Linked DNA regions of Homo sapiens: region 2 is linked to region 1. Evidence: chromatin loops called from intact Hi-C (ENCODE). Cell type or tissue: adrenal gland. All regions are shown on one strand. Each heading gives the region's core, and the rest is flanking DNA. Links, peaks and the distances in the headings are about the cores only.

The links. Peaks named below come from ENCODE experiments on the same cell type or tissue, not always from the same donor. Only the 100,000 strongest peaks of a DNase experiment are listed, where the experiment ranks them.
Region 2: a loop joins it to region 1, with 5 times the contacts of the local background. A loop is called at or near these places in 1 of 110 quality-filtered maps.

What each region holds. Positions count from the first base shown.
Region 1 is chr20:12,353,238-12,363,916 of GRCh38, forward strand. No RefSeq gene overlaps it. Among named protein-coding and RNA genes, the nearest start is that of BTBD3-AS1, 440 kb to the left of the region's middle. In adrenal gland, for the core only: no CTCF peak of the experiment used is centred there; no DNase peak of the experiment used is centred there.
Region 2 is chr20:12,411,214-12,421,892 of GRCh38, forward strand. No RefSeq gene overlaps it. Among named protein-coding and RNA genes, the nearest start is that of BTBD3-AS1, 500 kb to the left of the region's middle. In adrenal gland, for the core only: no CTCF peak of the experiment used is centred there; a DNase peak (open chromatin) is centred at 3,998; H3K4me3 peaks cover 686 bases.

The DNA of each region.
Region 1 (10,679 bases), core at 897-8,896:
CTTGAGCCAGCTAGAGCTTTACATGCCAAGCATTACAAAATAAATAGAGAATTGGAATTCTTTCCATCTGTAAAGCAAGAAAATGCACATTTGAATTCCGACTAAAGGGACACACCCCTTTTTTTGAGAAAAGCACCTATTGCAAGGTTTTGGTGTTGGTGCAAACACTCATTTTGATGTCTTTCACTTCTTATAAGTTATTGGCCTTCTTTTCTAAAATATCTCCTACCTTTCCAACTAAGGTTTCTCCTATTCAGAAACAATGGCTTAATCATTTTCCAAAGGACTCTTTTCTTCATAGCAGTCTTGATAGCCACCTACCAGAAGCCTGATTTAATAGGTCTTCGGTGGATCCATTTCACCCATGAGAACAATCAGTAAGGACTGGTGGCTTCTCAGCCAGGTGTTTTTTGAGTGTGTGGGTGCCTGAGTGGTGCCATACAAAACAACTCTGATTCATTTGTCCACAGAGAACTCAAGTGACATTTTGGGTAATTCATTTGTTTAGAGATGTGTCCTTTCTACCCACCTTCATCTTGACCCAAGTGTTTAGCTTTAAGGCTATTTTTGGACATATGACACTAAAAAGGATATTAACTGCTCCTGAGAATGTGACACTCCTAGTGAGTCTCAAATTGGAAACAGGCTTCAATGCATCAGCCATTTTTCATAAGTATTTAATAGCTTCAAGGAAATGACAGTTCCACGTCCCACGTGGGTTTTAGTTAGGGTGTAAGGTTCACAACTGAATACATGGGAGACAATTGTTGAACCATACATTATGCAAACTGTTGTGAAAGTTAAGGATACACAACTGGCCTACTTTATACATATGCACATGAAATACTACCCCTACCCCTTAATCTATTTAAAATATGTTCCTAGACTTTAAATTCCTCAGGCCTTAGGGAAATAAAACCAAGGCCATAGCTATATAATTGCAAAGCTCCAACTGTGTCCTATTAACCCAGTCATTTCATGAACTAATTCAGGGACAATGGGTTCACAAAGCCTCAGTGTGTTTAAGATTTATAATTAAATTTCAAAAATGAAAGCTCATCTTGCCTGTTTAAGAATCTATGAAGTGTGTGGCTATCCTACAGAATCTTGTAGACAGACTCTGTTTCTTAAATCCAGCCTTTTCTTTTTATTATGATGCCAGTTTGTATTTTAAAATATGCCATTTCTTTCTAAAAAGTCCAGCTTAAAACTCAAGATATTAAATAACAAACCCTGACAGAACATGTGAGAAAGTTTCATACTTTTTTTTCAATTTGCCTGAAAAAAAAAAAAAGCTAAAAATACAGACAATTTCTATCTATGAATATCAACGATTTTAAAATGCCCACCAGAGAACATTGTTTCTAAGTCTGGAGTAAGGAAGAGATAAGAGATTGTCCTAGTCCAGGTCTTTTAAGAAACTGATTAAACACAAAGGGAGCGTTTCGTGGGATATTCCGCTGAGAAAAAATGCGGAAGGAACTGAGAAAAGGTGGGAGAGCTGTCGGACTGCAGTGTGTATTTAATGAGAAGAGAAAGCTGGAATAAAGGAAGTTGGGACAAAAACATTAGAGCACTTTGCAGTCTAAGGAAGTTTCTGCAAAGCCATTCAGTGTTCTTGAGCTAAAGTCTGTCATCAGAGGAGCCCCCTGTCTCTCAGATTGGACCCACCTTAGCATGATCCATGATGTGCTCACTCATTGGCTGAGAACAGCCTGTGGGAGGTGTGGCCTCAATGGAAACTTAACTATGAGTTACAGAGCTCAGTGACTAGAGCTCTGTAATTTCAACTTAAATGTCTTCACATACTATAAACAAGACACAGAATAATTTGGATGATATTTAAAGAAGATGATTTCCTTATTAGTCAGCTTGCTACTGTAAAATGCTGCATAACAACCCCCAAATCTCAGTTGAATCCAAAAACCAGTATGTATTTCTTGTTCATGGGTCTCCAGGTGTCTTGGCTAAGCTCAGGTTTGTGCCAGTTTCATATGTGTGTTATTCTAGGACCCAGACTGAAGAGGAAAAGGCTACATAGGACATGCACTTATCCTGGCAGATGAAAACAAAATGAAAAAGAACAAACCAAACCACATAAACACATTTAAAACTTTTGCTCACATCACATGTGGTCACATACCATTACCAAAGTAAGTCACATGGTCCAGCCAAAAGTCAATGGAGCGAAGAAGTGTAGTCTACATGCTGGGCTAGAAAATTCTGCACAGCCAGTGGTAAAGGATGTGGGTTGTATAGTCCTAGTATGTTGAGGGAGTGGAGGAGTGAAAATAATTTTCTATTTTAAACTAATATTGCTTTCTTGTTAAACAACATGCAATAGTAAAAAATAGTCGTAGAACACACACACATACACACACACACACACACACACCCTTGTGAATGGACATACAGATACGCTAGAAGAATATAAATATACCTATCTCATGTGGAGTCATATACCTAAATCTTGGATATAAATAAACCAGAAAAGCTGCTAAATTTTTTCTATTTTTCTTTGGTCATTCAGAATAGAAGAAGAAGACAGAAATAGTCTATGAAAAAGCATGACTTATACTAGTAATGGATGCAAGAAATCTTAGTGCAAGTGAGAAAAAATGCATAGATCCACAAAATCAAAAAGTTTTCACAGCAACGTTTTCACATCAAAGTGACTGGCCTTTTTGATGCACAATTTTAAAGCCCACAAGACTGGCCACTTCCATCCTGTTGGCATGGACACAATATAGGAATTAAAAAAAAAAAGACTGGAGTAAAAAACCAAACATTTTCTTACAGCAGCTGCCCCAAATCAACTCTAAATATCAGCCAACTGAGGCAGCTAAAAACTCACCAAAAAATAAATAAATAAATAAAAATAAACAATGCAAAGACTTTGAGTCTTTGTTGAAAAAGTTGAGGGTGGGGATTCAGATATTAATTAGGTAAAAAGGGAAGAAGTTAAGGAAAGTCTATTTCAGTATGTGGAAGCAAATAGAAGACTCCATGGAATAATCTCTGGTATAAGCCAATAGGAATAAACAACATGGGACCCAAGAAGGAAAAAAAGTGATGGCTCTGAGTTTATTCCACCACCTCACATACACACATACTCACACAAGGAAACAATGTAGCACACACATGAAAAGATGAAGAATGGATCCTGAAGAAAAATCTACCCCAGGAAACAAAAGAAAACTTAGTGATCACAATGAAAAAACAAGTAAACAGAGCCAGCAGAACTAAGAAAAAATATTGAAGGAAAAATAACCTGAGTGAGACCCTTAAGATATGTTAAAAATAATAACTTAGAGAATAGGCTTGATAAAATCACCAAGATGCAGAGGAAAAGGACATAAAAATTAAAATAATTTGAGATAAATGTAATGAAATAAAAATAAAACAGATACAAAGACTATGATACTATAGAAGCAGCAGAAATCTCCTCAGATGAAAGAAGAATAAAAGCCCAGGACCTTTTAAATGTTTTCAAGGGCTTGTTTTATTTCATAAAAAAATGAATAGAGAATCACCGATAATGAGATATACTTCATTAAATTTACTAAATGTCAAGCATTCAGAAGAGATAAACAGATTAATCTTTACATATTTTGAAATTGTTTTATAGCTCTTGGATGTTCTAAGTTTTTTCCACTTTTAATTTCCTCTTTATATTTCGGCTTGCAAAGTTTCCATTGACATATCTTCAAACTCATTGATTCTTTCCTTGGCAAAGTTGAGTCCATGGTAAGCTCTTTGAAAACACATTTCTTCCCACCCCCCACTTCAAGAAGGTGGATTAGAGGCCTTTAGCTTTCCTCAGCCACTTGGAAATAGCAAAATAGTACATAAAGATGAACTCTGTGAGCTTTAATTCAAGAAGAAAAATGGGAATCTACCAGAATAGTAAAGGACACCGCAGATCCCGGGGAAGAGAAGTGGGCAAACAGCCACCTAGGGGACTCACCTTTCCACTGCAGATCCATGCAACCCAGGCCAAGGGAGAGCACATTATTTCTTCCAAGTCCCTGGAGCTAACTTGGATGGAGGCTTGGAGACACAGAGAGGGAAAGACGTCGGGAAAAGCTGCGATCATTTTCCCAGACCCAGGTTGGAGACGAGGATGCCATTTTTAATCCAGGCTCATACAAAGTCAGTCATTCTTTGGCAATTTGGCAACACGGCCTCACAGTCATTTTAGTGTCAGGCCAGAGATTGAAGCACTTGCTCTAGAGTAGTATAGAGCTTCCACAGCTGGAATTGAGCAGCAGGGGTGGAAAGCACCCCAGCAGTAGGTGCTAGAATTGTGCTTTCCCCCATTGCAGGTCTGGAGTGGGAGGAGAGTTGCTGTAGCTGTGGGTTCTTTGGGCAATGAGATCTTCAGACAAGGCCAACTTGGCAACCTAGAGCCAATCTGCATGTGTCATTATGAGGTGCCCCAGCCTGCTCCCTAGAGATTGTGGTGTAGTGGGGCACTCTCTGCTCCATGGCCAGGTAGATTTCCAGGCATTCTGAGTGTCTGTTCACCTGGATAAGCTGCCGAAGCCACCCCACCCTTCTTGTGAAGAGATTGTGGTGCAGTGGGGCTCTTTCTGTTCCATACCCAGGCAGCTCTCTAGGCACTTGGAGCATTCACTCTCCTAGATGGGAGAGTTAGGCCACTCACCCTTCTTCATGCTGGGAAACTGGGGAAAAGGAGGTTTCTCAGCTTCATGTCTAGGCACACCTCTAGGCGCTTGGTGGCTGCCCAGTGAGCTTGTCCTTGGAGCTAGTGCTTGTGCCTGATATTGTGGGACCTGTAGGTGTGCCTGCTTGATCTGGCCCCACCCATCTTGCTCCCACTCTCCAGGGCTGTGCATTCCACAGTGGTCTGAGCTCCCAGAGAGTTTTAACCAGGAAGCAAGGATCAAGTATATACCCATCCACATTGGCTGTAGCCAGCTCTTACCCACAAGAGCCACCTACTGGCTTGGAGAAATAATGGCACAGCACTCTAGGATTTCTGCCGACACAAGTACATAACACTGGAGAAAGTTAAACTTCCTGACCACTGCCAATTTGGCCCCACAGGAGGCAGTGAGCCTGCTCACATGCCCAGAACATCACTACTATAACCAGCATTTGGATAAACCATCATAAAAAGGCTACCTATAACCAAGGAATTTATACAGACACTTTGACACTGAAAATACCCAGAACCGGAGCTCTAACCCTTAGCACAGTTCACCCGTAAGGGATGGGGAAGAGCAGCTGACCAAAGGCCACCTTGGGTAAAAGGCAATGTGGGCGTGGCACTAGTCACTGAAGGCAGCACCATCACAGCTCAGGAGCAGACATGGAAAGGAGGTCATCTCATCCCCCATTCCACCCTCCTCAGTGCACTGTTGAAGACTCAGTAGTAGCTCTTCCCATCAGGGCTCGGAAGCATGGGCTGAAAGAGATCAATTCTAAGCATTCTATAGTGGTTCCACCTCCACTGAAGGTGAATGTATACTTGAGGAAAATGCTTTTCATACTTCTTTATTGCCTCTGCTTCTGCACCTACCTGCCAGCTCTTACTCTTAAATGCCAACTACTGGACTGCAGCTTGAACTGCACCACCAAACAAAATTACATTGCTACTACAAGCAACATCTGAGAAAGCCATTGCATGAAACTGCCTGCAGCCAAGGAGTCCATACAGAGCGTTGGCACCCTGAAAGCACCCAGAAACTAAGCCAATTAGTCATGTTTAATATACACCACAGTTGTATCTACAAGGGAAGAAAGAGCAAAAAATCAAGAAGTCCCATCCAAACAAAAGTAAAATTAAAAAAAAAAAGGAAACATGAGCTCTCTCAGATGAGAAGGAATCAGTGCAAGAACGCTGGCAATTAAAAAAGCCAGAGTGTTTCATTACCACCAAAAGATCCCATTAGCTTCCAAGCAATGGAACCTAACCAGAATGAAATGTCTGAAATGGCAGACACAGAATTCAGAATTTGAATGGCAAAGAAACTCAATGAGATCCAAGAGGAAGTTCAAATCCAACACAAAGAAAACAGAAAAATGATACGAGTATTGAAAGACAACACAGTTATTAATAAAAAACCAAACATAACTTCTGGAATTAAAAAATTTCCCCATTAACTACAAGTGCTTCAAAATACAGTTGGAAGCCTTAACAACAGATTAGACCAAGTAGAAGAAAGAATTTCACAGCTTGAAGACTAGTTCCTCAAATTAACCAAGTCAAAAGAAATAAAGAAAAAAATAATGTAAAAAATAAAGCCTTTACAAAATATGAGATTATGTAAAGGGACTACATATATGATTTATTGGCATCATTTTTTTTATTATTATTATACTTTAAGTTTTAGGGTACATGTGCACAATGTGCAGGTTAGTTACACGTATACATGTGCCATGCTGGTGTGCTGCACCCGTTAACTCGTCATTTAACATTAGGTATATCTCCTAATGCTATCCCTCCCCCTTCCCCCCACCCCACAACAATCTCCAGAGTGTGATGTTCCCCTTCCTGTGTCCATGTGTTGTTCTCATTGTTCAATTCCCACCTATGAGTGGGAATATGCGGTGTTTGGTTTTTTGTTCTTGCGATAGTTTACTGAGAATGGTGATTTCCAGTTTCATCCATGTCCCTACAAAGGACATGAACTCATCATTTTTTATGGCTGCATAGTATTCCATGGTGTATATGTGCCACATTTTCTTAATCCAGTCTATCATTGTTGGACATTTGGGTTGGTTCCAAGTCTTTGCTATTGTGAATAGTGCCGCAATAAACATACGTGTGCATGTGTCTTTATAGCAGCATGATTATAGTCCTTTGGGTATATACCCAGTAATGGGATGGCTAGGTCAAAAGGTATTTCTAGTTCTAGATCCCTGAGGAATTGCCATACTGACTTCCACAATGGTTGAACTAGTTTACAGTCCCACCAACAGTGTAAAAGTGTTCCTATTTCTCCACATCCTCTCCAGCACCTGTTGTTTCCTGACTTTTTAATGATTGCCATTCTAACTGGTGTGAGATGATATCTCATTGTGGTTTTGATTTGCATTTCTCTGATGGCCAGTGATGGTAAGCATTTTTTCATGTGTTTTTTGGCTGCAAAAATGTCTTCTTTTGAGAAGTGTCTGTTCATGTCCTTCGCCCAATTTTTGATGGGGTTGTTTGTTTTTTCCTTGTAAATTTGTTTGAGTTTATTGTAGATTCTGGATATTAGCCCTTTGTCAGATGAGTATGTTGTGAAAATTTTCTCCCATTTTGTAGGTTGCCTGTTCACTCTGATGGTAGTTTCTTTTGCTGTGCAGAAGCTCTTGAGTTTAATTTGATCCCATTTGTCAATTTTGGCTTTTGTTGCCATTGCTTTTGGTGTTTTAGACATGAAGTCCTTGCCCATGCCTATGTCCTGAATGGTAATGCCTAGGTTTTCTTCTAGGGTTTTTATGGTTTTAGGTCTAATATTTAAGTCTTTAATCCATCTTGAATTAATTTTTGTAAAAGGTGTAAGGAAGGGATCCAGTTTCAGCTTTCTACATATGGCTAGCCAGTTTTCCCAGCACCATTTATTAAATAGGGAATCCTTTCCCCATTGCTCGTTTTTCTCAGGTTTGTCAAAGATCAGATAGTTGTAGATATGCGGCGTTATTTCTGAGGGCTCTGTTCTGTTCCATTGATCTATATCTCTGTTTTGGTACCAGTACCATGCTGTTTTGGTTACTGTAGCCTTGTAGTATAGTTTGAAGTCAGGTAGTGTGATGCCTCCAGCTTTGTTCTTTTGCCTTAGGATTGACTTGGCGATGGGGGCACTTTTTTGGTTCCATATGAACTTTAAAGTAGTTTTTTCCAATTCTGTGAAGAAAGGCATTGGTAGCTTGATGGGGATGGCATTGAATCTATAAATTACCTTGAGCAGTATGGCCATTTTCAGGATATTGATTCTTCCTACCCATGAGCATGGAATGTTCTTCCATTTGTTTGTATCCTCTTTTATTTCATTGAGCAGTGGTTTGTAGTTCTCCTTGAAGAGGTCCTTCACATCCCTTGTAAGTTGGATTCCTAGGTATTTTATTCTCTTTGAAGCAGTTGTGAATGGGAGTTCACTCATGATTTGGCTCTCTGTTTGTCTGTTGGTGTATAAGAATGCTTGTGATTTTTGTACATTGATTTTGTATCCTGAGACTTTGCTGAAGTTGCTTATCAGCTTAAGGAGATTTTGGGCTGAGACAATGGGGTTTTCTAGATATACAATCATGTCATCTGCAAACAGGGACAATTTGACTTCCTCTTTTCCTAATTGAATACCCTTTATTTCCTTCTCCTGCCTAATTGCCCTGGCCAGAACTTCCAACACTATGTTGAATAGAAGTGGTGAGGGAGGGCATCCCTGTCTTGTGCCGGTTTTCAAAGGGAATGCTTCCAGTTTTTGCCCATTCAGTATGATATTGGCTGTGGGTTTGTCATAGATAGCTCTTATTATTTTGAGATACGTCCCATCAATATCTAATTTATTGAGAGTTTTTAGCATGAAGGATTGTTGAATTTTGTCAAAGGCCTTTTCTGCATCTATTGAGATAATCATGTGGTTTTTGTCTTTGGTTCTATTTATACACTGGATTACATTTATTGATTTGCATGTATCGAACCAGCCTTGCATCCCAGGGATGAAGCCCACTTGATCATGGTGGAAAAGCTTTTTGATGTGCTGCTGGATTCAGTTTGCCAGTATTTTATTGAGGATTTTTGCATGAATGTTCATCAAGTATATTGGTCTAAAATTCTCTTTTTTGGTTGTGTCTCTGCCCGGCTTTGGTATCAGAATGATGCTGGCCTCATAAAATGAGTTAGGGAGGATTCCCTCTTTTTCTATTGATTGGAATAGTTTCAGAAGGAATGGTACCAGTTCCTCCTTGTACCTCTGGTAGAATTCGGCTGTGAATCCATCTGGTCCTGGACTCTTTTTGGTTGGTAAGCTATTGATTATTGCCACAATTTCAGAGCCTGTTATTGGTCTATTCAGAGATTCAACTTCTTCCTGGTTTAGTCTTGGGAGGGTGTATGTGTCGAGGAATTTATCCATTTCTTCTAGATTTTCTAGTTTATTTGCATAGAGGTGTTTGTAGTATTCTCTGATGGTAGTTTGTATTTCTGTGGGATCGGTGGTGATATCCCCTTTATCATTTTTTATTGCATCTATTTGATTCATCTCTATTTTCTTCTTTATTAATCTTGCTAGCAGTCTATCAATTTTGTTGATCCTTTCAAAAAACCAGCTCCTGGATTCATTAATTTTTTGAAGGGTTTTTTTGTGTCTCTATTTCCTTCAGTTCTGCTCTCATTTTAATTATTTCTTGCCTTCTGCTAGCTTTTGAATGTGTTTGCTCTTGCTTTTCTAGTTCTTTTCATTGTGATGTTAGGGTGTCAATTTTGGATCTTTCCTGCTTTCTCTTGTGGGCATTTAGTGCTATAAATTTCCCTCTACACACTGCTTTGAATGTGTCCCAGAGATTCTGGTATGTTGTGTCTTTGTTCTCCTTGGTTTCAAAGAACATCTTTATTTCTGCCTTCATTTTGTTATGTACCCAGTAGTCATTCAGGAGCAGGTTGTTCAGTTTCCATGTAGTTGAGCGGTTTTGAGTGAGTTTCTTAATCCTGAGTTCTAGTTTGATTGCACTGTGGCCTGAGAGACAGTTTGTTATAATTGCTGTTCTTTTACATTTGCTGAGGAGAGCTTTACTTCCAACTATGTGGTCAATTTTGGAATAGGTGTGGTGTGGTGCTGAAAAATATGTATATTCTGTTGATTTTGGGTGGAGAGTTCTGTAGATGTCTATTAGGTCCGCTTGGTGTAGAGCTGAGTTCAATTCCTGGGACCCTTGTTTACTTTCTGTCTCGTTGATCTGTGTAATGTTGACAGTGGAGTGTTAAAGGGCTTTCTTGATATAGAAGAAGAGAAAGTAAGCCACTTGGAAAATATATTTGAGGATATGGTTTAGAAAAATATCCCCAGTCTTGGTAGAGAGGTTTACATGATATAAGAAATCCAGAGACCTCCTGCAAGATACTCTACAAGACAACCATGACAACCATTACCAAGGCACATAGTCGTCAGACTACCCAAGGCCAGTGCAAAAGAAAAAATCTTAAAGGCAGCTAGAGAAAAGGGCCATATTACCTATAAAGGGAAGCCCATCAAAGTAACAGCAGACTTCTCAGCAGAAACCTTACAATTCAGAAAAGATTAGGAAACCTTTTTTTTTTTTTTTTTTTTTTTGAGATGGAGTTTTGCTCTTGTTGCCCAGGCTGGAGTGCAATGGCACCATCTCGGCTCACCGCAACCTAAACTTCCTGGGTTCAAGCAATTCTCCTGCCTCAGCCTCCCGAGTAGCTGGGATTACAGGCATGTGCCACCATGTCTGACTAATTTTGTATTTTTAGTAGAGACAGGTTTTCTCTATGTTGGTCAGGGTGGTCTTTGAACTCCCAACCTTAGGTGATCCGCCTGCCTTCGTCTCCCAAAGCGCTGGGATTACAGGCGTGAGCCACCATGCCTGGCCTGGGGAACCATTTTTAGCATTCTAAAATAGAAGAAATGTCAGCCAAGAATTATATGTCTTCCCAAAGCAAGCTCCTTAAACAAAGGAGAAATAAAGTATTGCCCAGACAAGCAATT
Region 2 (10,679 bases), core at 801-8,800, 58 kb after region 1:
CTGACTCTGTTTCTAGAAGATGTGAATGAAGACAATCTGAGACATAAAATCTAAATAAGATGTTTGTGCTAGGAACATGCAATTTCAAGCAAATTCTACAGCTCCATTTCCAGGCCACTGCTACCTAGTCTCCTCCCATTCAGACATACCCCCCAAGAATGGGAAAGGTCTGGAGGGGAGACCAGCAGGGGATGGGAAGCAGCTCTCCACGACTCTCTTCTCTGCTGCTGCTCTTACATTCCCTCCCCCTTTGCCTTCTGTTTATGCTAATTCCAGGTCTTAAAATGGCTTTTTCTTTTTCTTCTTTGCAAGGCACGTAACACTTCATCATTTTCTTCTGTCATACGTTTTTGGTTTCCTCTGTCTAACTGGAATTTCCTATATTTAAAGAAAAGTCAGAAGCTAGTGTGTATGCGTGTGTATGTATGTGTTTATCTGTGTGAGTGTATGTGCATCGTAACATTATATAGAAGATCCCTTGTCTTTTTGGCACTTGGAACTCAGAGCATCTGGCAGACAAAACCCGCAATATGGTCAGGCTTCCTGTCTCCCTCCAGCCACAGTCCCCATTGCCTTCCACCTTATGAGTTATTCAGGTACGTTGGTGGCCAGTGTGCCCCTGTCTATGATTTTGAGATTCTCTGAGTCCATGAGCACCTTCTCTCAATCACTGCAATATTCTTTAAAGTTCTAGAGACCTGGGACTCTGACCACAGACTGAGATCCTAGCTTCTACCCCAGATTGCCGTGGGCACGAAACCCACAGGTGGTTTTTCCCCTGGAAGGTGCTCCTAACCAAGCCATTTCACTGTGGCTAGAACTTGAGACGGTGGTAATTTGTGTTACTGAAAGTTGCTAACTCCCAACCCACGATGAGCCAAACACCCTCACAGTGTGATGATAGAAGATACACATTCACACACCATTTTCAGTCTTTCATGGCTTGTTGCACAACTGTTAATCCTATGGTTTCAGTACTTTTGTTCAGAGTCTATCTCTGGGATCACATATTTAACATCTTCTTTCAAGGTGCACTTCGTGTTACACAAGAGTGGTGTTCCTGAAAAAGTGCTTATGCATTGGCCTTTCTTAAGACTGTGGCATTCTCTGAAACCTCTCTGCCCTCCAGAAAGTTAGAAAATGAGTTCTAAAGCCCCATGCCATGGTTCTGTGCATTTCTCGCACTGGCATGATCCCCTGTATATTTCGTTCTGTGATTTTTTTTATGCAAGCCAGTTTGGCCTTTCCTTGTTTGGATGCAAAATGTGATTCTTTCTCCAGATTCTAAAAGAAATCCAATCAGACAAAATGCATTGAGGGTGTAGACTCTCACTGTCCCATGAGGAAGGCAGGCAGGCCCAGCATCCTCTTAACTTCATTCTTGTTCCACTTTTTTGTTTAGCGTTTCCTTGCAGCCTTTGTGTCCCTTTCCTAAACCCCAGTCCCCAAAAGATGACCCTGGAGGGTCATCTTTGCTGTCTGCTATCACTGCTGCTGCCTTAGGAGAAAATAGCCTTGCTTGCGTTTCTGGGCTCTATCTTCATGTCTGATCACTTTCTTCAATTAACAATGGCATCTAAAGCTTCAAGTTGTTTTTGTTTTTGTTTTTGTTTCTATGAGTGCAGCCTCTCTGTCAAGCTTGAAGCACTTTAAAAAAATAATGAACACAGGTGAACTCGTTTCAAGGAGTCTCCAGTGAAGAGTCAGTCAGCCCCTCTAGGACAAGACATCTTTCATATTCATGCTTACATCTGCACCACCTGGTAGAGTACATGGCACAAGATGGCCATTAATTGAGTTGATGGAATTAAAAATGCTACAGAAAATTATTTCCCAAAGCAAAGTATCTTCTTCAATGAGGATGATAAGCTCTGTTTTCAGTGCAATTATCAATTTGTGTTTTTGCATGTGGGGGGTTTCTTAAGTATAATAAGATGAAATGGACTTAATCACTAAGAGGTAACTATAAACTAAACCTTTATAAGGCAGTTGGCTACAGATTTCTCTTTGGAGAAAAGAGGCTTTACTTGGCAAGCAACAGTGGGTCGGGGGCAACAAATCTGTTCTTGTGTCATAGACAAAATTGTAGAAGGTATACTGTGAGCTCTAGGCAGCAAGCCAACATTCTTTTTACTCCTGATGCTTAAAAGCTATGCTTTAATTTTTATTTTGTTTCCAGTGCCAATGCTCCTGGGTCAATATGCTAATTCAAAAGCTAGTTGAATATATTTGCATATTGTGCATATTCTTGACTCCATAGAGGCAGAATTAAAATTAGAGTTCTCTACACTTTCACTAGTATGGCCTTAAAATTCTACAGAAAATTCCATTCTCCTTCATTGTTCTCAAAGTCTTTGAAATTATGGAAAAGATAATGGTGTTGGGCCATTGTCAGTTTAATATAGTCAATGTAACTGAAGAATGGGTTACCTTGACTAGAATTATTTAATCGACAGTGACCAGATAATTTTCATTGTTCTGGACCTAATGTCCAGATACTTAAATAGGGTAGTTGACCAGAGGAACCATGAACTTGTAAGAAAAAATGTTACAATACCTTCATTTTATTGGAATTTAGCATTCCCTTTGATAATGTATGTAGGCAAACAACTGCAATAGTATTGGCCATATCTAGGTCTTTGACATCGTAGAAATCACAGTTATTTTAAAAACACATTACAATTGTTTCAAATATTTTAAAATGTCCTTCCCCTAAACCTGACTTTAAAATGTTATTATTAGACTTTCCACTGATTCTTATTATTTATTGTACTAATAAAGAAGCACAAACATTACTGCATCATAAATTTATGTTTTTGATATTTGGATTAGTAAATTTCACTATAATTTTGTTTCTACTTTGTACTTCTGTGCATTTCCCTTTGTGAATTTAAAGACATTAGCCTGAGGGAGTGTCTATCATCTTGTCAAATGGCTATCAGGGCCCAAGGGACAGGAAAGGCTGAGAACTTGAAATTCACCTAATACTTGTCAATACCAAACTTTTTTTTTTCATCTCTTGTTTAACCACTGCTCAAGTCTTGTCATCTCTTTCTCCTCAATAGGACCCTGCTAAGGATGTCAGTTATCTGCTGAATGGCTCCTTTCCCCATATGCCCCAGGATAATCGAAACTCAGCAAACTATTTCTAATGAGCAGGGAGCTTAGCCATGGCTTGATGCTCTGAAAAAGAGTCATTATATTTTAGAATGAGCGTGAGCTTTAAAAAATGTGGGTAATCAAGTCTGATCACACCACGAAGGCTGCTAAAAAACGCAGTCCTCGATTTGGGCTCTTATAAATCTCAAATCTTTTGGAAAGATTCTAAATTTAGAACCACCTTTTCAATTCCATCAGGACAGAAGCTGCTTTAAATGATGTGTCATCCACTGATGAAAGAGAAATTGGTATCATTTTCAACTTACCATGTTTGGTTCTTGCCGGTGCAATGCTGAGGCTGGGGAGAATCGGGCACGTTGCAGAGTTTGGAGGAGCCTTGCCCTACTTAGAGAGAATATTTAACACATGGGAGTGTTGGATGCACTGACTCAGTTCATTAGTGGAGATTCAATGTTATCGTACTGTTAGTTTTTCCAGTCTGAATTTAGGTGTATTTTGTTTTTGGTTTTGTTTTTTTTGGTTTGTTTTTGTTTTGTTTTGTTTTTACTGCAGCAATGACAGTAAAATTTTAGTCGAAGATTTGCTGAGGAGGAAACATTGAAACTATTTTCTGGAATCCCCAAGTAGTTTGGAGGAATGGGAGGTTTCCCTGTTGTGAGAGTGTGGATACTGTCACCACACTCAAGCCCACCAGCTGTCAGATCCTTATCCAGTTCTGCGGCTCTGCCTCTGTTGTCTGAAACTGGCTGTCTCAGTTGCTGAGTCATCACAGTGCTAAGAAACCAAATCCACTGAAAATCACCCTCGGTGCCCTTGAATATTTACCCAGCATATTTTGGGAGTCAGACCAGAGCCAAGTAGAAGCCTCAACAGTTAAATAGGCAGCCTCTGCAGGTATAAATCCCACTCTGCTTGTGAAGGTCTCTAAACCTTCAGCCTCCCTCTTCCTCCAGCATTCTGTGTCTGCAGGCTGCTGCAACCCTCCCCAGTGGCTGATATGGCTGTTCACGATGAGCTTAAAGTCAGTGTGCCCTTCAGAGGGGATATCTGTCAGCTGATACCAGCTAATAAAAAGCATGTGTCATAATGAGTTAAATTCTTAAGGTGAGCTGCTAGGTAAAACCTTGGAGCTCTCCTGGCCAGCCTCCCCTCCCTCGCTCCCACCACCAATCACAGACCAAGCCCTGCCTACTTCACCCACTAAACTTTCTTCAAAGCCCCACCATCTCCTTCATATCACCTCCTAACTCACCCAAGCTGCCATTGCATTGCTTCTAGCTCAGCATTGTCCAAGATGTAGTACCTAGCCACATGTGGCTACCTAAATATTCTTTTCAAAATGAAGGCCAGATCCCATCTCATGGAGGTGTTTGATTTGTCTTGGGGTAGCAGAACTCCAGCTTTATTCCAGCCACCCTTCCCTGGCTTTCTCTGCCTCTACCACCTACTCTCAGTAACTTTGATCACTTCTGCCTCAAGCCTCTGCAAATCTAGCACCTTCTCTCCATCTTCTAAACTGCAACATTTGCTGCACATTGTAGCTCTAGTATCACTTCCTCAGGGAAGCTCAATTTATATTTGTTGAAAGAATGCCTGAAACAACATAAGCAAATACATCACCAGAGGCTGAATACCAGGCACTGGCATCTAGGTGGAATCTATCATCAGGTATCAGTGGAGAACAGTCATTTCTCTAGATCTGGTTTAGAATTAGAACCTTTGTTAGGATGAAGGTAAACTGGCAAGGGAGGCCTGGGGCAGAGCCTACTGTGCCTCCAGCCCTGATATGAAGACTTCTGGGCTTCTTTGTCCTCACCTCTAATAAGATAGTTGATATAGGAGGCAGAATGCTAAGATGTCTCCCAAGGTGTCCACTCCTGGTGCACACGCTTTGCATAATCCCCACCACTTCAGGGACTGTGACTCAAATGGGATATCTCTCTCATGATTAGACTGTTGATTCTGTTGTATGGCAAGTGTAAAGACGTTTCACAGAGGCAATTAAGGGCCTAATCAGCTGATGTTAGTTAATAATAAAAAATTATGTTGAGAGGGCTGATCTAGTAAGTTGAGCTCTTCTAAGAGGATTTAGAGGCCAAAAATAGAAGTTAGAAAGAAGCCAGCTCCTCTGGCCTCATGTGGAGAGATTTTGTGTGCAGCCTCTAGCGGCTTATAGTCTCAGTTCTACTGCAGTCACAAGGAACTAAATTCTGCAGACGTCCTGAACAAACTTGAAAGAGGACCCTAAGCTCCAGATGAGAACCCTGACTCAGCCAATATATTTATTTCAGCCTTGTGAGACCCTGAGCAGAGACCCAGCTAAGTAAGCTGTGTCCTGACTCCCGACCCACAGAAACTAGGAGATAATAAACTGCGGTGTTTGAGGTGCAAAGTTTGTGGTGATTTTCCTAATGCAGCATCATAAAACATACAATGGGACTCAAGATTCTTAACTCGTTTTGTGCCATGGGCCACTTGGGAAGTCTGGTGAAGCCTATGGACTTCTGCTCAGAATGAATTTTAAATGCTTAAAATAAAATACAAAGGGTTACAAAAGAAACTGCTTTTATTGAAAGAGTAATAACATATTTTTTAAAAATGTATCTGAGTTAGTGTAACGTGTGCACTTATTTGTTAGCACATTAAATAATAAGATCTAGTGGTAGGTCTAAGAGTTACTATTATGTAGAAGAAATACCGAGTAAAAACCATCTTCTGAGACAGCAACAGCAATAGTGTGATGAAATTACTTGCCATTTCTATGGGTGTCAATGTCACACGATTGCTAGTGCATTTACAGTTGGCTGCTTCTATTCATAGTGGAAGGAAAGGCTAAATTTCACATAGGAGTTGGTAAAAATAAAGATTTAGCTTTTTTTTATACATTCATTCATTTATTCATTCATTCATTCCATCCAGTTTATGCCACCCCGCATTCTATCCAGGTTAAAAATCTTTAGAAAGTTCCTGAGCTGCTTCTGACTTCCACATTCTCTGTTGGCTTTCATCTTCTGAGTGATCCCCCGAAATTTCCATCCAGTGGAACCAATGACATTGGACTCTTGTTTACACTCTTAGGAGGGCCCTCCCTCTTGTTTATCCCTAGCTCATTTTTCTTTAATTACATGAATTACTTGATCTGCATGTGTGATTCATGTCTTTTTGATTATGTAGAATTAACCTGAACAGAACACAGCTGCGCCAAGGTAAATTCTGGGTATATGTGTCCCAGTTTTTAAGTCCTTGTGTCACAAATGCCCTCCTGGGAAAGGTCAAAGCTCTTAAGTGTAATGTTGAAGCCAGGGTTGCAGGCTCAGATCCTTCTGTCTACACCTGCCCATCCCTGACCCCTTCTTGTTTCTGCAGCCCCAGTGTGGGCTGGTGCTCATGAAAACCTGCTCCCCAGCCCCTGCTGTCTGCACTGTAATAGTTATAAGCGGATGTTCTCTGCTCTTGGCTGAGCTGTAAATCAAACAATGCATGTTTCCTAATCATTTCTTTACTTCTTTCTTTATTCCTTTTTTCAAAAACTATAAGCATGTGGCTTTAAAATTTAAAGTTTACTTACAGCTTATAATACATTTCTTCTTTCTCTTGTGCCCAGCTCCTTTTACTATTTTCTTTTCCTCTGTTGGTTACCTTCTTAACTTTACATAACTTATCTATTATTTATTGATTTATTAACTTTACATGAAGTCTGTTGACTCACTGTTATGAAAAATGAGGATTTACCTCACTTTACTCCACATCTCCCATGGAGCTTGTTTTATTGTTTTTGCTGTATTCTTGCATTTATCATACCTCTATTTACATCAACATTAGCATTGCATCTGCCCACTGGACCTTCTTTCTTTTCTATTTCATTTTTTGTCAGATATATATGTGCCTTCATATTGTCAAGTTTAGCATTATTTGCCTTTTCTTCTTAAACCAAAATTGAGTCTTCTTTTCTTCCTCCATGGATTAATATTAGAAGTTGAAGATCTGCAAAGGGCTTTTACCTAACTTTGACCAGTAACATATTGTTCTATGTGGGCCAAGTGGTGACCAGGTCTCATTTGGTGACCTCCAGGATCACTGGAAGAAGAAGGTCCTGACCATCAAGGTTAAATGATTCTCATGTTGTTCACACCATCTAGTAATTAAAGGCATGCCTAATTTTTGTGTCTTGTTTTTTACATTTTAGTAAACAGTATGTGTGGAGGATGTTTTGTTTGTTTGATGTCTCTTTGAGTTGTCAATTACTTCTACATTTTTGGTTTTCTTGACAAATTATAGCATGTCTTCAGTCTCTAATTTTGAGGACCCTCCCTAAAACAATTAAATCAGAATTTCTGTGGATGGAACTCCAACACGGGCTTATCCCAAATTAAAGTATTCATAAATAAAGATAACATTGAACCAGATCTACTTGAGGGAGGAAGGACAATCACTGGAAAGTATAGATTCCACCTAAGATACATGATTTCCCAACTCGGGAAATAAAGAGCTCAATGGGCTGGTTCCTTGGGGAAGCACATCTAAATATTTTACATCCAGGAATTAGGAATAGAGCTCTATCTTCAGAGAGAGTGGCAGAGCATGTGGTTCACATCTTGCCTCTCTGTGTAGTTCAAGCAGGTACAAGTGACAACTCCTGGTCCCATTTCAAAGGCTTTGTAATATTTTTAAATAAATTCCTTGGTGATCAAAAATCAATACTGTTTAGTCTCTATGAATCTAATAACTCAGGGTTCTTCATTTCGAGTCAGTGACACAATGCCCCATTCTTTAGGTGATTCCTGAATTTCCTCTAAATACTGTTTGGTAAGAAAACTCCTAGAACCTGAATCCACACCTTCAGTTCAGAACTGAACTAATGGATTTCTTTCCTAAACTCAATTAATTTCTGTTGCTGAGGCACAGACTTTCCACTGTTTGGATCTGAACACCACTCTCTATTTTGTAAATGATCCCCAGGCTGAAGTGAAACAGAATGGTTAATGCATTTTTGATGAATATTAAAAATTCATGAAAAAAAATAAAAGTATGATACATATTTAAAGGAGCCTGGTTTTGGTTTCCTTGCCTTAAAGTTATTCCCTCTCTGATCCTCTCTCCCTTATCCTGCAAAGAACATCATAAAATGTCCATGTCTTTCTACATTATGGAAAGTCATTTTGATAAGAATGCCTTTATGTCTGTAAACTGTCAGGGGTAAATTGAGCAGAAAATTATGCAGTATCCTGGTAAAACCAAATGTTAATATGGAAATTTTCATTAAATGCCCTAAGAAGCTACAGATGTTTGAGTAAATTCTACTGATTGCTTTGGCCTGACCTCTTTTTAGTGCCCCTTTGCACAGTGTACTGAAATCCTTCGACAGATCTCACCCCATGTTATCAGTCTCAAATCAGGAAGCTTTTTCAGAATAGTTGGCTATGGCATTAACTCATTTTCTCCCCACCTTCTTCCTGCCCCCACAACAGTTCTCTGCAGTTCTGTGAGCAGAGAAATGCAGCGAGGCCCTCCTTCAATAAATAGCACATCCATTCAGGTCACTCATGCAGCTCATTTTAAATAAATTGAATCAATTCATGCCTATTAGCTGCTTGTCCTTGAACTAAGATAACATGGGATGTTCAGGTATCACTCAGAGGAGGAATTATGAGGGTGACAAAATTTGCTGAGTGCTCCAAGGCCAACTTTTATAAAATCTTGAGTAGGACAAGGGAAGGGACCTTCTATTACTCTTAATAAAGTATTATGTAAACTATTAACAGTGTACTATGCCCTTGGAGAAAAGCCTTAGAAACTTAGAACGTTTGAGCATATTTTTCTATCGAGTTTTATTTGTGTAAAATGAATGAGGCGCCATTGATAATATTTAGAAACTGCACATCCCAGATGACTGGGAATGCCCCATCGCTTCCCAGGGACATCATAGGGATATATCCTCAACAGAATCAACAAATCAGTGGAATCAATATGCTTAATTCAAATACTGAAGTTATCTGAGAAATAGATTCATGGTAGATTCTAAGATAGTATTGTTCTAGAATTTTTTTTCCTGTGGCTTTAAATGCAGGCTGTCTTCATTTACTCATTTCAGACTTTGCCTTTACCATTATTATGGTTCAGCATGATTTCAAGTTTCTCTCCCTTTCTAGCCACATGGGATGATGTGATTTTATTGCCCCTTTCAAGTTAGCCATGACCATGAGACTTGTTTGGACAGTGAAATATGTGCAGATGTAGTACCTGCAGCACTTAATTGCTGATGCTTGACTACTGAGTTTTGTCATTCCCTGTGACGATGATAATGGAAGCAGAGGTTGACATGCAGGGGCCAAAAGATTGATACCGCCTGAAAGGAGAGTGGTCCTGACTCATGGCCCACTCAAGATAAGTGGGAAATAAGTTTGCATTGTGCTGAGCCCCTGAAAGTTTTGTTTCCTGCAATATAACCTTGCTTATCTTTACTAAAGTAGGCCTCATGTTCTAATTCTCTTGAGTGAGGCCCTCCAGGGCTACTCTTCTTTATGGCCAGGGCATTTATATTGATTGTTTTTCATGAAAGTTCCGAGTTGCTTTGTGAAATGGACTGGCACTTGGAAAGTTGTGAGCTGGAGGGTCCAGATGTTGATCTGCCAACAACAAAAAAGTGTACACTTCATGAGTTTCTCTAATTAATAGAGAGGAGCCATATGATAGAATCAAAATCAGGCTCAGCACAAGGTTCTCTTGGGATCTCTGCTTGTGATTATTGAAGGAAAAGAATGCCTCATTTAATTGACACTAAGCATTTGTTCTTGGCTACTCCAACTAGCTCGCTCTCACACTGATAATAGCTTATAAGGATAACATTGATATGAGTAGTGGATTCAAAAGGCCTGTGTGTGGTATCAGTTTCAGGTCTCCTTAGAAATATGGCAACTCCACAACGTGGATGCCAAGTTTGTTTTCATTAAGTCCAAAGGAACACCATCCACAGGTATGGGGTAAAATTGCTCATCTGTGCTCTGTCTCATGGCTCAGTTCTCACCTATGAAATTTGCTAAATTCACCAAAAGGAGTGAATTATTTTAATAGTCCCTACACTGTAAATTCCTTTAAAAGTGGGAATACACTGAAGAAAACAGCCCTGTTGTAATAGGCATGAACTTTTCATATTTAAAAGGCCCTATTTCTAGAAACACTTTTCACATGTGAAAGGTTGGGGGAGGGGTATCTATTCGGTTGGGTTTCGAACAGTGCTTCATACATTCCTTGGTAGAATGAAACACTTTCAAAATGTAGTTGCAGTATGCTACCCAATCCTCCATTATGTTCTTTCTCCTATGGCAAGGAAATCTTTACTTCCCTTTGAAGTGGATTCAGTCTCCTAAAGCATGATGTTTTTGAATTAAATGGCTACTGGGAATTAAGTGGGAAGGAGGATAAAGCTGAAATATTTTGCCAGTGCTGCATGAAGGCTAAAGAAGTAAATTATCCCAAATGAATGAAGCTTTCATCGGCACTATTTATTGCTGATAAATAGGAAAATGTCTGAGCTAGAGGGCCTCTGGTCTCACTAATTT